2 separate regions of the Homo sapiens genome follow, and region 2 is linked to region 1. The links are chromatin contacts, found by Hi-C in ENCODE. All regions are on one chromosome and are shown on one strand. Each heading gives the region's core, a stretch centred on a gene start or an enhancer-like site at or near the end of the contact. The rest is flanking DNA. Distances are from core to core; before and after follow the strand shown.

Region 1 (6,356 bases), core at 1,712-4,211:
GATGTTAGGACTAAGATTGGATCTTGTAATTCTCTTCTTCCTTTATTGTTTTGTTTAGTTTAGTTTTTGAAAAAGCATGAGGTCAGGTGGTTAAAAGAAAATGCTTATTAAATTGAAAAAAAAGCAACAAAGGCAGAATATAAGCTTTTTTAAAAATTGAGGATAGACGTAATAACCTCATGGAAATAAGATTCTGTAAAGAAAACTAAGCCTCGGAAGTAAAACAGCTGTGATTGTCAGTCTTCAATCTCTTGTCAAAAAGCTTTCGGAATGAACTGAGAATCTGTACAGTGGAAGGAAATTCACTCATATGATTATATTTTCTTCCTCCCCTTTTATTTTCCACTCTCATTTCCCTTTCATAGACAACCATCCCAAGGTGTTTGATGTCTATTCTTTATGTGCATTTTGGTAAAATGTGTGCTGCTGCTGTGTATGCATATATTTGTATTTGCATCATTTTCACTATGCATTAAAGCCCTATCACATTACGTGTGTATGTGACCCACTGCTTCATGCCACTGCATCGTTCTTCATGATTTGCACCCCTCATTTATTTATCCACACCCCCAGGAGCAGATACCCAGATTGTTTCCAACTCCCCAACACAATGATTCCAGAGACATCCATGTCTCCTTCATATAGAGACCTGTGTGAGAATTCCTATGGGGGGCATTCCCAGTAGTAGAACTGGTGAATCCTAAGGTATCCACATATTTAATTTGAGTAAGAACCACCAGATTGCCCCCAGCAAGGCTATACCAGTCTACACCCCCATCAGCAGTGCATGAGGTTCCCTGTATCGGCACACCCACTCCCATCCCTACCATCAATTTTTAGAATGATCTGCTATACTAATTTTTGCTAGTCTAATGAGAATAAGTGAAGTTGTACACTTTCTCTGATGAGTTTGAGCACTTCTAAACATGCATATCAGTATCAGTGAGATAAGCTAAGTGATGTAACAGACCTCAAACCTCAGTGGCTTAACAAAATAAATGTTTGTTTTCACATCACAGACCATGATGGCAGGCAAGGGAAGGGTACTCCCCCAGTGGTCCTTTCGGCACTCAGACTTCTTCCATTGTGTGGCTCTAAGGCCCCAGAGCCTTCCATTGGATTCTCTTCATCTAGCCCTCAGAGGAGGGGAGAGAGCTCTCGGAGGAGATTGGAATGCGAGGGTTTTGAGGACACAGCCTAAGTAGTGCCATACATTAATCTGTTAATATTCTTTGGGTCAGAATTCCATCACATGGCCTGAGGCAAGGGGGCTGTGAAATACAGCCTGGATGTGTGCTGAAAAAAGGACATGCAAATTGGGGAGGAGTTAGACAATCTCTGTCACAAAATGCTTGCTAGCTTTTGGAGTTTCCTCTTCTATACATTTCCTGGTCATATTCTTGCTCCTTTTTGTCTTTAGACTTTTTCCTATTGTTGATTTGCAGTAGTTCCTTGTATATTCTAGAAAATATCTGTCCCCTGTTGGTTTTATTCACTGTAAATATTTCTTCCAGTCTGTCCACCTGATCACTTTGGCAGGAATCTAATTATCAAGCAGGAATCTAATTTTTTTATTGTTTTTGTATTTGTTTACAATTTTGGGGTATTTGTTTGTTCGTTTGTTGAGACAGGGTCTCACTCTGTGGCCCAGGCTGGAGTGCAGTGGTGCAATCACAACTCATTGCAGCCTTGACCTCCTGGGCTCAAGCGATCCTCCCATCTCAGGCTCCTGAGTAGCTGGGACTTCAGGTGCATGCCACCATGCCTGGCGTTTTTAATTTCTAGTAGAGTGGAGATCTCACTACATTGCCCAGGCTGGGGTTTATGATCTTAACCTCTGGATTCCTCTTGAGTGTACTTCATTTCAGGCACAGAAGTCTTTAGTCACTTTACCTTCCTTTGTCAATTTCCTCATCAGTCTCTAGTTCGCACAGGAGTCACTTGTTCAGGCACAGTGAAGAAGACATTCCCCCAGAGAAAAAGGCCTGCCAGAAAGCTAATTTCCCTGCCTCTAATTCTCTTTTTTGGCATCCAATTTCCCCTAATCCTGTAGTCCCTAGCCTAGAAAAACTCAGTTCTCCAAAGCCCCTGTGGAAATGTGCAAACCTGTTCAAGAAGCCCTTTCAACTGGCTGAAGAGGGAGACAAGAGCCAGCTCATGGAGTGTGTATCTATTAAAATGGTTGCAACAGTAAACAGTGCCAAACTGGAACTTTCTCAAACACACTGGAACTTCTAATCCCTCTCATGTTGTGTCTTGACTTTGATTTCTTGCTCACACTGTCTGACCCTTTGCCTGAAAAGCCCTCCCTCCCTTTGCTTGTCTAAATTCTTTTATCTTTAATAGTCAGCTTGGGCATGAATTCCAGGAAGACTTCATTGACCTCCCTCCACCATACCCCCAGGGCTAGGTTAATGGACCTCCTCTATACTCCCCAGTGCTCTGAACATCTCTCTCTCACTAAACTTGCCACATTATGCTCCAATGGCCACTTGTCCACTAGAAGGTAAGCTTTTTGGAAGAGCCTGAATCCCATTCATCTTTGTATTCCTCCCACTTGCATGGGCCCTAACGCACGGATTGGCCTTAATAGCCATTGAACGGATCTAGTGAGCTAATTGTGCCCCATCTGCTGCAATTGGTCCTACTGCCCCAGCTTCGTGGGTTTTAAGGAGGTTTTTACTACAGCAGAGAGAGGCTGGAAGAATTCTCCTCCAGAGGCCAGCTAGTGTGCCCCTCCCTCGGTCTGTCATCCAGGCAGCATATGGGCTAGCCTACGTCCCTAGTGGGACCCTGGGCCAGCAGGTCTGGGTTGGCTTTCCTGGGCCTCAGCTTCTGTGGTGGAGGTGAGGCAACATGTAGAATACATGGCCGGGTGGAGGTCAGGGCACTCTGCGCTGGCTGCGGCCTTCCTCTTCCTGGTTCCCTCATTCAGTGGTCAGGATCTGGGAGAACAGGAGTGCAGGCTGCCGGCAAATGAGCAGGCCGGGGACAAGCAAAGGAGGGAAGAGCCCTCCCACCCCACTGGCCCTGCAGCCCCCAAGCTCAAGACTTGGCTGCCCTCTTGTGCCCAGAGAGTGAAAGACAAGGGAAATAATCCAAAAACAGGTCTTGGTCAGGTGCCTGCAGCCATCCTGCTGTCCTTGTTCCTCCTTTTCCCAAAGGGCACATCGCAGAGACACACATTCAGCAGGATGACCTGCCTTGTCCCCAAGAATGGACCACCCACCCCAGTCACTGCCTGTACCTTCCCCTGAAGGTCTGAGTACCTAAGACCCTTCTCTGGAAGGGAAAAAGGAAGGGCTTGAAAATGAATAAGGGGATTCTCTGGGGCAGGGCGGGCAGACAGGGTGTGCAACAGGCAGGATCAGCTCCTGTCTGCCTGTAGATTCTGCTTTCAGAGGTGTTCTCTGCTCCACCTTTGGAGAGCTCTGGTCCAGTGAAAGGGTGACTACTGGGCTTAGCACCCTTGCCCTAGGGGCTCCCGGCTCACACACCACCATCTGGCTGTGTGAGCCCAGCCCAGGTCTGTCTATCCCAGGCACTTGTACTCAGCCCTCCCTCCAGCCCTCTGCCCCAGGTACTCTCCACAGTGCCATTCTTTCTACTTTTAGGGCTTCTCCCATTCTGAAAATCATGTCCTCATCTTTATTTGTTTATTTTCTCATTGTCTGCCTTCCCTTCCCTTCCCAACTAGAATGAGAGCAGGGCCCTCCCTGTCTGACTCATTCTCCATGGCCTCAGAATGCAGAATGGGGCTTGGCACATAGCAGACTCTCAGTACATGTTTCCTGATCGAGGTTTCCCAAACACGCTCAGCATCCTTCCGTGACCCCACCTTTGTCACGTGGCTTCTTCCACCTGAAACACCTTCGACGCCCTAGTCCACCACCACCTTCATCTCACCACCTGCCTGGCAACCTGCTAGTTCCTGTTAGTTCAAAGTCAGTGTGGACATGTTACCTCTTTGTAAAGACTCCATTATCTCCCCCAAATTAGGCATTTCTTTCTGTGCGCTCTCACCTCCTATAAACTGCTGCCACTACTGTCTGCAAGCCCAGCGAGGGCAAAAATTGTTATCCTCACATTCTTAGTACCTGGCAAATGATATATGAATACTTATTGGTGAAGTCTGATTGCAGGGGCTCCTAGAGCCACGCCTGAGCTACCTTCCTAGCACTGTCTCCTTCTGCTCTGGCATAGGGAGCCCACCCTTGAGCCAAATGAGCCAAATGAAACATCACATCATTCACCCAGCATCTTCCTAAACTCCCCTTGGATGGGGTTAACACTCAGCCTCTAGTCCCATCTGCTGCAAGCTTCTTCTGGTATCCAACTCCTGATCTGACCCCAGCACCATGCTTTTAGCAGTGTTGTTTCCTCTAGCAGGAATGCCTTTCCAACCATCACCCTCCTTTAAGATTCATCTTCGCTGCAGCTTCCTCCATGAAGTCTTCTCCAGTTCCCCAGCAGGAACTAATCCCTCCCTCTTCTGTGCTTCCCATCATCCCCTTGTATTAGAATTAGCAAATTCTGCCTTGTAGTAGAGTCCCATGCCTACTCAGTGGGGACTTAATAAAAGCACGCTGTGTGTTTTTTAATAAATTCAGTGAATTGTAAGCTCTTCACTGTCACTAGCCACGCCTTGTACATGTCAGTATCACCCTCTCTCCCGTGAGGCCAATAGCAATACCTACTCACACTGGGCCCACGTGTATATGGTGACTTGAGGATCAAAGGAGCCAATAGTCTCCCAATGTGAATGTTCACATAACTAACACCAGGTCCTTAGAAGAACCTATCGCAGGACACACACCCTCGTCCTGGGTGGCCCAGGCTGGTCCATCCTACTTTATGCAGCAAGGGGAGCACCAGGCAACCCAGTCTTGCGTAGGGCACCTGCCCTGGAAACCCTGCACATGTGCCTGGCTGCCTTGTTCTTTGCCTTATGCCTTCCCATCCCATAGCAGCTTTCTGGCTGCACACTCCTGTGTACACTTGGAGCTCCCCTTGGAAGGAGTTAACACTCAGCCTCTGGTCCCATCTGCTGCAAGCTTCTCCTGGTATCCAACTTCTGATCTGACCCCAGCACCTGGGATACAACCTCATTCATCACCCATGTGGTGACACCACTGACAGATCTAGCCACTCTCCACTACCTGAATCACCACACATACATGTGCACACACTCACATATGCACACATAATACACACACACACACACACACACACACATGAGTATTAGGTCCACCTCCCACCCCTACCAACAGTCACCTCTGGTACTCTCTGCCTGCTTGGAGCACTGGCCTGTTCTATCACACCAGGTGCCCAGAACATTAGTAGTGCCTTCTAGGGACAGTGCCACAACCTTTGTACCTAAGTACAAAGAGAACATTCTTGATGTAGCTGATATAATTTGGATATTTGTCTCCTCCAAATCTCATGTTGAAATGTAATCCTTAATGTGGGAGGTGGGACCTGGTAGTAGGTGTTTGAGTCGTGGGAGCAAATCCCTCATGAATGGCTTAGTGCCATCCTCACAGTAACGAGTGAGCTCTTTCACAAGAGAGCAGATCGTTTAAAGAAGCCTGGCATCTCCTCCTCTCTCTCTTGCTCCCTCTCTCGCCGTGTGAAATGCCTGCTCCTCCCTTGCCTTCCGCCATGATTGTAAGCTTCCTGAGGCCTCAACAGAAACTGAGCAGATGTTAACGCCATGCTTGTACAGCCTGCAGAACCATGAGCCAAATAAAGCTCTTTTCTTTATAAATTTACCCAGTCTCAGGTATTCCTTTACGGCATTGCAAAATGGACTAACATAGCAGCCAACATATTTCTTCTTTTAGTAATGGGTAAAGGGTAAGGTAAAAACTACCGATGTCAGAACTAACGGAGAGAAAAAGAGGCAGAGTAGGTGCATGAGGCAGAATGTGGTCAAGGGCTTACGTGTTGCAACTATGTTTAGCATGAGGACCAACCCTGGGCAAAGGTTCTGATGCTGAGCTTAGCACTGAGCTTTACAGAGTACTCCACAAATATTTGTTGAATGAATCGATCACTTACCTGCCCACCACCCATGCCTATCAACAGTTACCTCTGGTCCTCTCTGCTGGCTTGGAGCACTGTCCTGTTCTACCACAGCCTTAGTAGTGCCCTCTAGGGATAGTGCCACAATTACATCTAAGGTTCTTTCACTTTTCTTGAAGTTCACCTAACATAGTATGTTATTTCTTCTCCAGGTCTCAGCATGTGGGAATTCCTGCTCTTCACCCCTCAACCCCATTCCTTCACGTGGCTTACCCTCAAATATCCTTTACATCTCACCAATGTGCTGCTACTTCCTTCAAAAAGTCTTTCCC
Region 2 (6,356 bases), core at 2,084-4,583, 280 kb before region 1:
TGAACATCTCTTGCTGAATTGTGACTAATATTCCTACTTCCAGAAAGAGGGCCCCTCTTTTCCTGGAGAACTGTACCTTCCCCACTTTATAGCATGCTACTGAGACTCTGAGACTCTCAATCATGTGATTTTTGCCTATTTTTGGTGCCTACTGGTTCATCAAAACACTCTTCCCCCAAACCCTTCATAAGTGATTGGTACTAGCACAGTTGATTAGAGTTGTTGGTTTTTTTCTGTGACTTAATATAAATTCTGAAAAGAAATGGGTCTCTCTCATTCTGAGATCTTGAACACCAACGACCATGTATGGCTTAAGCATGTTAGGACTATCTTGCTGCATTATCTTGAGAGCAAGCATCTCTAAGAAAATAGGACAGGAGAGCCTACAGGCTTAGAGAGAAGCTTGATTACATTGTTTGAACCACAGATCGAGCCTTATCTGAAGCTAGATTAATTCCTAAGACTTCCCACTCATATGAGTCATTAAGTATACTTTTTCCTTTAGCTTGTGTGATTGGATACAACGACTGAAAGAGATAATTTACTTCTGTAAAGTCAACTTGACTCTGGATAGTAATAAATAAGAGAGATTACAGATGCAGTTGTGAAAGTTGTTACAGAGTCTAGGAAAATGGCATAATTAAATAGTCCCAGGATTTATGTTTGATATCAAACAGAACTTGTTGGATATCCTGATGAGAAATATGTAAAATAATAGTATTTCTGTCTTTTCCTATGATTCCTACTGAAATCAGTAAAGGTGGACACAGAGTTTAACAGAGACAGCCATGAGGTATGACCTCTCCACATATCATATGGAAGCACTGAGAATGTGTGCAAGGGCTGGGAAGACAGAGCAGTGCTGTGCATAATCCCCAAGAGGGAAGAAGAGAGCATGGACTCTCAGAAGACTGGATATTGGCACTCAGCACCAGGAAATATTTCTAACCACTCTCCCAGAAGAAAATGCAATAAATAAACCCAACATTTACAGGGAGGCTAGCAGAAAATTTCAAATGCAAAGATGAACACATAACCAAAAATTACCAATCATTTGAAAGAGACTAACACTTGAAAGAGAGGCATAAAGCACAATAATCAGAAGAAATTGACATGCCAAGAAAACAAAGTTAAAAGGACAGTTGATACAAGAATTTAGAATAAGTGTGTTTAATTACCAGACTGATGTGAGAGGATATTGCAGCCATACTTAGAGTTAACTAGATATTTGTTAAATTTAAAATATGATACGTGAAATAAAGAAAAACTTGAGGGACACACTAAAGTTCAAAATGAAAACAATAAACTGGAGAAATAAAATGTTAACTCAAGAATTCTTGCAGAATACAGAATAAAAGGAAAGTGTGATCAAAATTATGAAAGAAAAGTTAACAGATATTAGATCTCAGGTCTAATGGGCCATTAAAAGCGCCAAACATGATGAAGATAAAAAGATCTGCATAAAATTTCATAATACCAAGGATGAAGAGAAAAATGCTACAAAGATTCACAATTATACTAACTTTGACATCAGACATTTCATAAATGACATTGGATGCATGAAGAGAATGAAACAGTATCCTCAAGGCTAAGAAGAAAAATATTTTTCACCTAATTCTATAGCAAGTAAATTTATCATCTATTTAGGAAGAAAAAATATGTACTCAGTCTAATACTGGTCCCCTCTGAAAGAGCTACCAAAGACTTTACAAGATAAGAAACAAATTGAGTAGTGAGGAGTAGGTTTTAGAAACAATATTGGTTAAAGAAACCAAGGTAACAAACAATATTGCCTAATTGTGAGTGAGGCAATATGTTCATATGAACTGTTGACACATGCAATAACTTGGATGGACATCGTGGACGTTACGCTGAGTGGGAGAAAAAAGCCAATCTCAAAATTTACTCCCATGCATAAATAGTAGTAGTTGGGGTGGTGATAGTAGTAGTTGCTAATTATTTAGTGCTTAAACTAAGTGTCAGAAACTGTTTTTAAATGTTGTACATGTATTAATTCATTTAATCCTATGAGTACTTAGCACAGTACTAATAATACTTGTGATCTTCAAAACTAAATCTTACAAATTGGCACAGGGTCTGGGCATCCAGGCTTAGAAAGAGAGATGAAGTTAGATTTATGTTACAGAGCTGAAGTAACAGTCACATGACAAATATGAAGGTTCCAGAGGGAAGGGCATGAGGCATGAGAGAAAGGTCTCCAATATGTAGTCAGTAAAATATTATTCAGCACTAAAGAAATAAGCTATCAAGCCACAAAAAGACAGAGAAACTGAAATCCGTATCGCTAAGAGAAAAGCCAATCTGGGACAGCTACACACTGTATGATTGCAGCTATGTGACATTCTGTAAAAGTCAAAACCATGGAGACAGTAAGAAAACCAGTGGTGACCAGGGGTTAGAGGGGAAAGAAGGATTAATAGGCCTAATTATTCATATACACCCATATATTCCCTTTCATGTTACAGGCATTTGGCATAGCAGAAGTTACAGCAACATTTACTGTATTGGTGAATTAAATAATGTTTATGATAATGACGAGTTAATGAACCATATCCCCTTTCCCTAACTCAGAGCAAATAGTCCTTCCCCATTTATTAGATATCCTTTTCAAACCGATAAAAGATCCAGCTGGGAAAAGTGGCTCATGCCTGTAATCCCAGCACTTTGGGTGGCCGAGGAAGACAGACCACTTGAGCCCAGGAGTTCAAGACCAGCCTGGGCAACATGGTAAGACCCCATCTCTACAAAATACAAATTAAAAATATTAGCCAGGTGTGGCAGCATGCACCTGTAGCCCCTAGGCCCAAGGCAGAAGGATGGCTTGGGCCCAGGAGTTCGAGGTTGCAGTGAGCTATGATCACGCCACTGCACTCCAGCCTGGGCAACAGAGCAAAACCTTGTCCAAAAAAAAAAAAAAAAGAAAAAAAAAGAATTCTCAATCACCCACCAGTTCTCTGCATGGTGTCCACTGACAATTTGTTCTCTTGTTTGGAGTTGTCGTGAGACTTCAGATTTTCTGAGGAAAGCCTATCCATAGAGTCACTTGGGGTATTTTTACACTATGACTTCAAGGACCACAGCTGTTTCAGAACTAAGAGGTTTTCCATTCCCAAGGGTCACCAGTAACATGGAGAGAGAAGGAATCTCAAAGAATACCCGAGTAACACCCAGTTAACAGAGGCTGTGGAATTATCTAATTGTCAGTTAATTGTACTACTGTTTATTGCCTCTTCAAATCTCCACCCCAAGATAAGCCAATTTACGAGGAAAACAGACTGATGAAAATAAATGTGTTCACAGACAAGGAACAAAAACATTTTACACAGCCACAAGAGCCAGTTAAGAACTCACAGGTACTTTTCCAGCCACCCAGATAGGAGAGATCATTAAAACAGGTGAGTAAGCAAAACTATGGAGACTGCCTTTCTCTATTTCTAATCTTGCCAGTGGTCAGTGGAGGGCAGGGAAGAACAAAGCAAAAGAAATTAGAAAGACTGTGTCTGCTGAGGGGTTCTCTCAAGTCAGAGAAAGATAAGAAAAGGGAGAAAGCTCAGAAGAAAGTGTGGGAAACAAAAAAAAAAACTGATAGTGAGAGCCTCTCTTACTGACAAGGATAGGCTGGTTTTGACGGTGAGACAGCATCAAGATAAAATATTTCTCTAATAACCAACCAGCAAAAGTCCCCAGTGCTTTGTGGGAAGCAAGCATGGATACAGTCACTCAACCTAACATCTAGTTGGAGAGAGGAAGAAGGACATCAAAAATACCTGTTTACAACTGATATTTCTTTGCCTTGTTTTATGTATGACATTGTTTGGGTGGAAAATGTATGAATATGTCACAGGAATTCAAAATACGGGAGAGATCGTTGTGGTCTAGAGTTATGCTGGAAAGTTTCCTGTAGAGATTGCCCCTGAGCTGGGGATTCACTGACTATAGAGTCTAGATTGGTGCAGGGGCAGGCCACCCCAGGTGGGCAGTAGGATGAGTCATAAACAAAGCCAGAAAAGCAGGAAGGATTCTTTTTTAATTTTTGTCTTTGAGTATGTGTGTATCCATGTATTGTGCTTTGTATGTATATTTTTAATTTACATAAAAATGTGATAAAGATTTATGTTTATTTCTTTCTTCACTTAGAGCTGTTTTTAAGAGCTCTTCATATTACAGGTAAATCTAGTGAGTTGTATCTAACTGTTGGATAGTATCCCACAATACACATCCACTACATGTTTCTTAACCATTTCATAGTAATACATATTAAAGTCTATTTAATTCCCTACAATTACAGCTATACATATAATCAACTGAAAACAAACTTTGTATGTGATTCTTTATGGACCTGACTGAGAAGTCCTCTGTGATGTATCCAGAATGAATTGCTTGGACATAGGGCATAGATAAACACAAACTAACAGAAATATTGCCATTCTGCTTTCAAAACGATCATGTTAATTTGTACTCTTACATAGCACAGCAGAGTTATGTATAAAGATCCAATCTATATTGTGACCTAGTTCAGCTTAAGTCCATAACAGGAGGATTGTTTAGCTTTAGAAAATATACGAATGTAATACATCACATTTAAACATAAAAGTTTAAAAATTCATATAATTACCTCAATGAATCAGAAAAGGCCTTTGTCAATAACTCAACTTCCATTAGTAATAGAAACACTTCACAAACTTTCTTAAAAGAGAACTTCCTCAATCTAATAGAAGGCATTAAGAAAAGCAAATATCACAAATCCAACATCATATATTTAATTACACATAGTAAAATGTTGAAACTAACTATGAAAACAAGGCAAACGTACCCAATATGGCCACTTCTAATCATCTTTGTTCTCTATGTGTGCCTATATAAAAGCACTATTAAAATAAAGCACTTGCATTTCTACACATCAGCCACAGATATTTGTTTGGAAAATGAAATAAAAAGAAAAACATATAGAATGTGCATATATATGGATATATATATACACACACACATAAACACATATACATAGATGTGTGTATAGTTTATATTTATAATTATAAATAAAATTTATGTTTCCCAAAATAGTAGACTTGCTTATAGTCTCCTTTTGAGAGCAACTAGAAAAGCTAGAGGATGTTATATTTGATCTGTTAAGCGTCAGAGAGCAACTGGGGCAGTGAGGGGTTGAGAGATCTAGATTCTAGAGAGAAAGCAAGAGAGGAACAAAGGGCAGTTAGGGAAATAGAAGGAAAATGAGGTAACATATTCAAAGTGCTGATGCTTTTAACCACCAAAAACAAAAATAAATAAATAACACTTGTCAATCTAGAATTGTATAGCCCGCAAAAGAAACCCTCAAAATGAAAGCAAAATAAGATTTTTTAAAATGTAACCTTGAGAATTTGTCACTAGAAGATGTCTTACAGAATATTAAAGATAGTTCTTGAAGCAGAAGATAAATTCTCCCAAATGACAGTAGAGAACGGCAAAGAAGAATGAAAAAGAAGGAAACTAAATGTACAAATATAAATGAACAAGGATTTTATATATATATATATATATATATATATATATATATATATGTATTATATATAATATATTGTGGTGTTTTAAATATTCCTAGAATTAAACCAGTCAGTGGTGAGTGCCTATAGTCCCAGCTACATGGGAGGCTAAGGTAGAAGGATCACTTGAGCCCAGTAGTTCCAGTCCAACCTAGGCAGCATATTTCTTTTCCATCTCTAAAAGAAATAAAATAAATATTTCTAGAACTGAAATGCCTGACTATAGCAAGAAAATGTGAAAGAGTTAAATGTAAATGGAGTACAGTTTTCTAAGGTCCCTCATTTCCTAATAATTAGTAAAAGTACCAATTTATATTAGACTTCATTAAGTCAAAGATGCATATTGAAATTTCCAAAATAGAGTAGAAATTATTAAAGTAGTTTTTATAACAAGCTAAATGAGAATGGAAATAGAATAATTTTAGAGTTTTTGACTAATACACAAGAGGTCAAAAAGGGGGCCGGGCACGGTAGCTCATGCCTGTAATCCCAGAACTTTGGGAGGCTGAGGCACGCAGATTACTTGAGGTCAGGAATTCGAGACCAGCCTGGCCAACATGGTGAAACCCCGTCTCTACTAAAACTACAAAAAATTGGCCAGGTGTGGTGGCTCACGCCTGTAATCCCAGCTACTCAGGAGGCTGAGGCACTATAATTGCTTGAACCCAGGAGACAGAGGTTGCAGTGAGCCAAGATAGTGCCACTGCACTCCAACTTGGGCAACAGAGTGAGACTCTGTCTCAAAAAAAAAAAAAAGTCAAAAAGGGAGAAAATGGAATAGAAATAGAGAAGGTG

Evidence for each region. Hi-C counts contacts between places; a loop is a spot of excess contacts on that map. Pooled maps may share reads with other maps.
Region 2: a loop to region 1 is called in a map of endothelial cell of umbilical vein, with 2.5 times the contacts of the local background. The contact joins the promoter of NXPE1 here to the enhancer-like site in region 1. A Hi-C loop is called at or near these places in 3 of 168 maps with a recorded cell type or tissue (Caco-2, endothelial cell of umbilical vein and naive thymus-derived CD4-positive, alpha-beta T cell) and 2 of 50 pooled maps.

What each region holds. Positions count from the first base shown.
Region 1 is chr11:114,277,492-114,283,847 of GRCh38, reverse strand. It overlaps a transcript of NNMT not described here. Among named protein-coding and RNA genes, the nearest start is that of NNMT, 16 kb to the left of the region's middle. Within about 2 kb of position 2,961, at least 12 of the 41 ENCODE cell types and tissues checked have a DNase peak (open chromatin) inside an H3K27ac peak, as active enhancers do; they include endothelial cell of umbilical vein, where a contact is called at or near this core.
Region 2 is chr11:114,556,858-114,563,213 of GRCh38, reverse strand. NXPE1 (neurexophilin and PC-esterase domain family member 1) reads left to right here and starts at 3,333. Exons shown (of 9, transcript NM_001395504.1): 1 at 3,333-3,416. It also overlaps a transcript of NXPE2 not described here.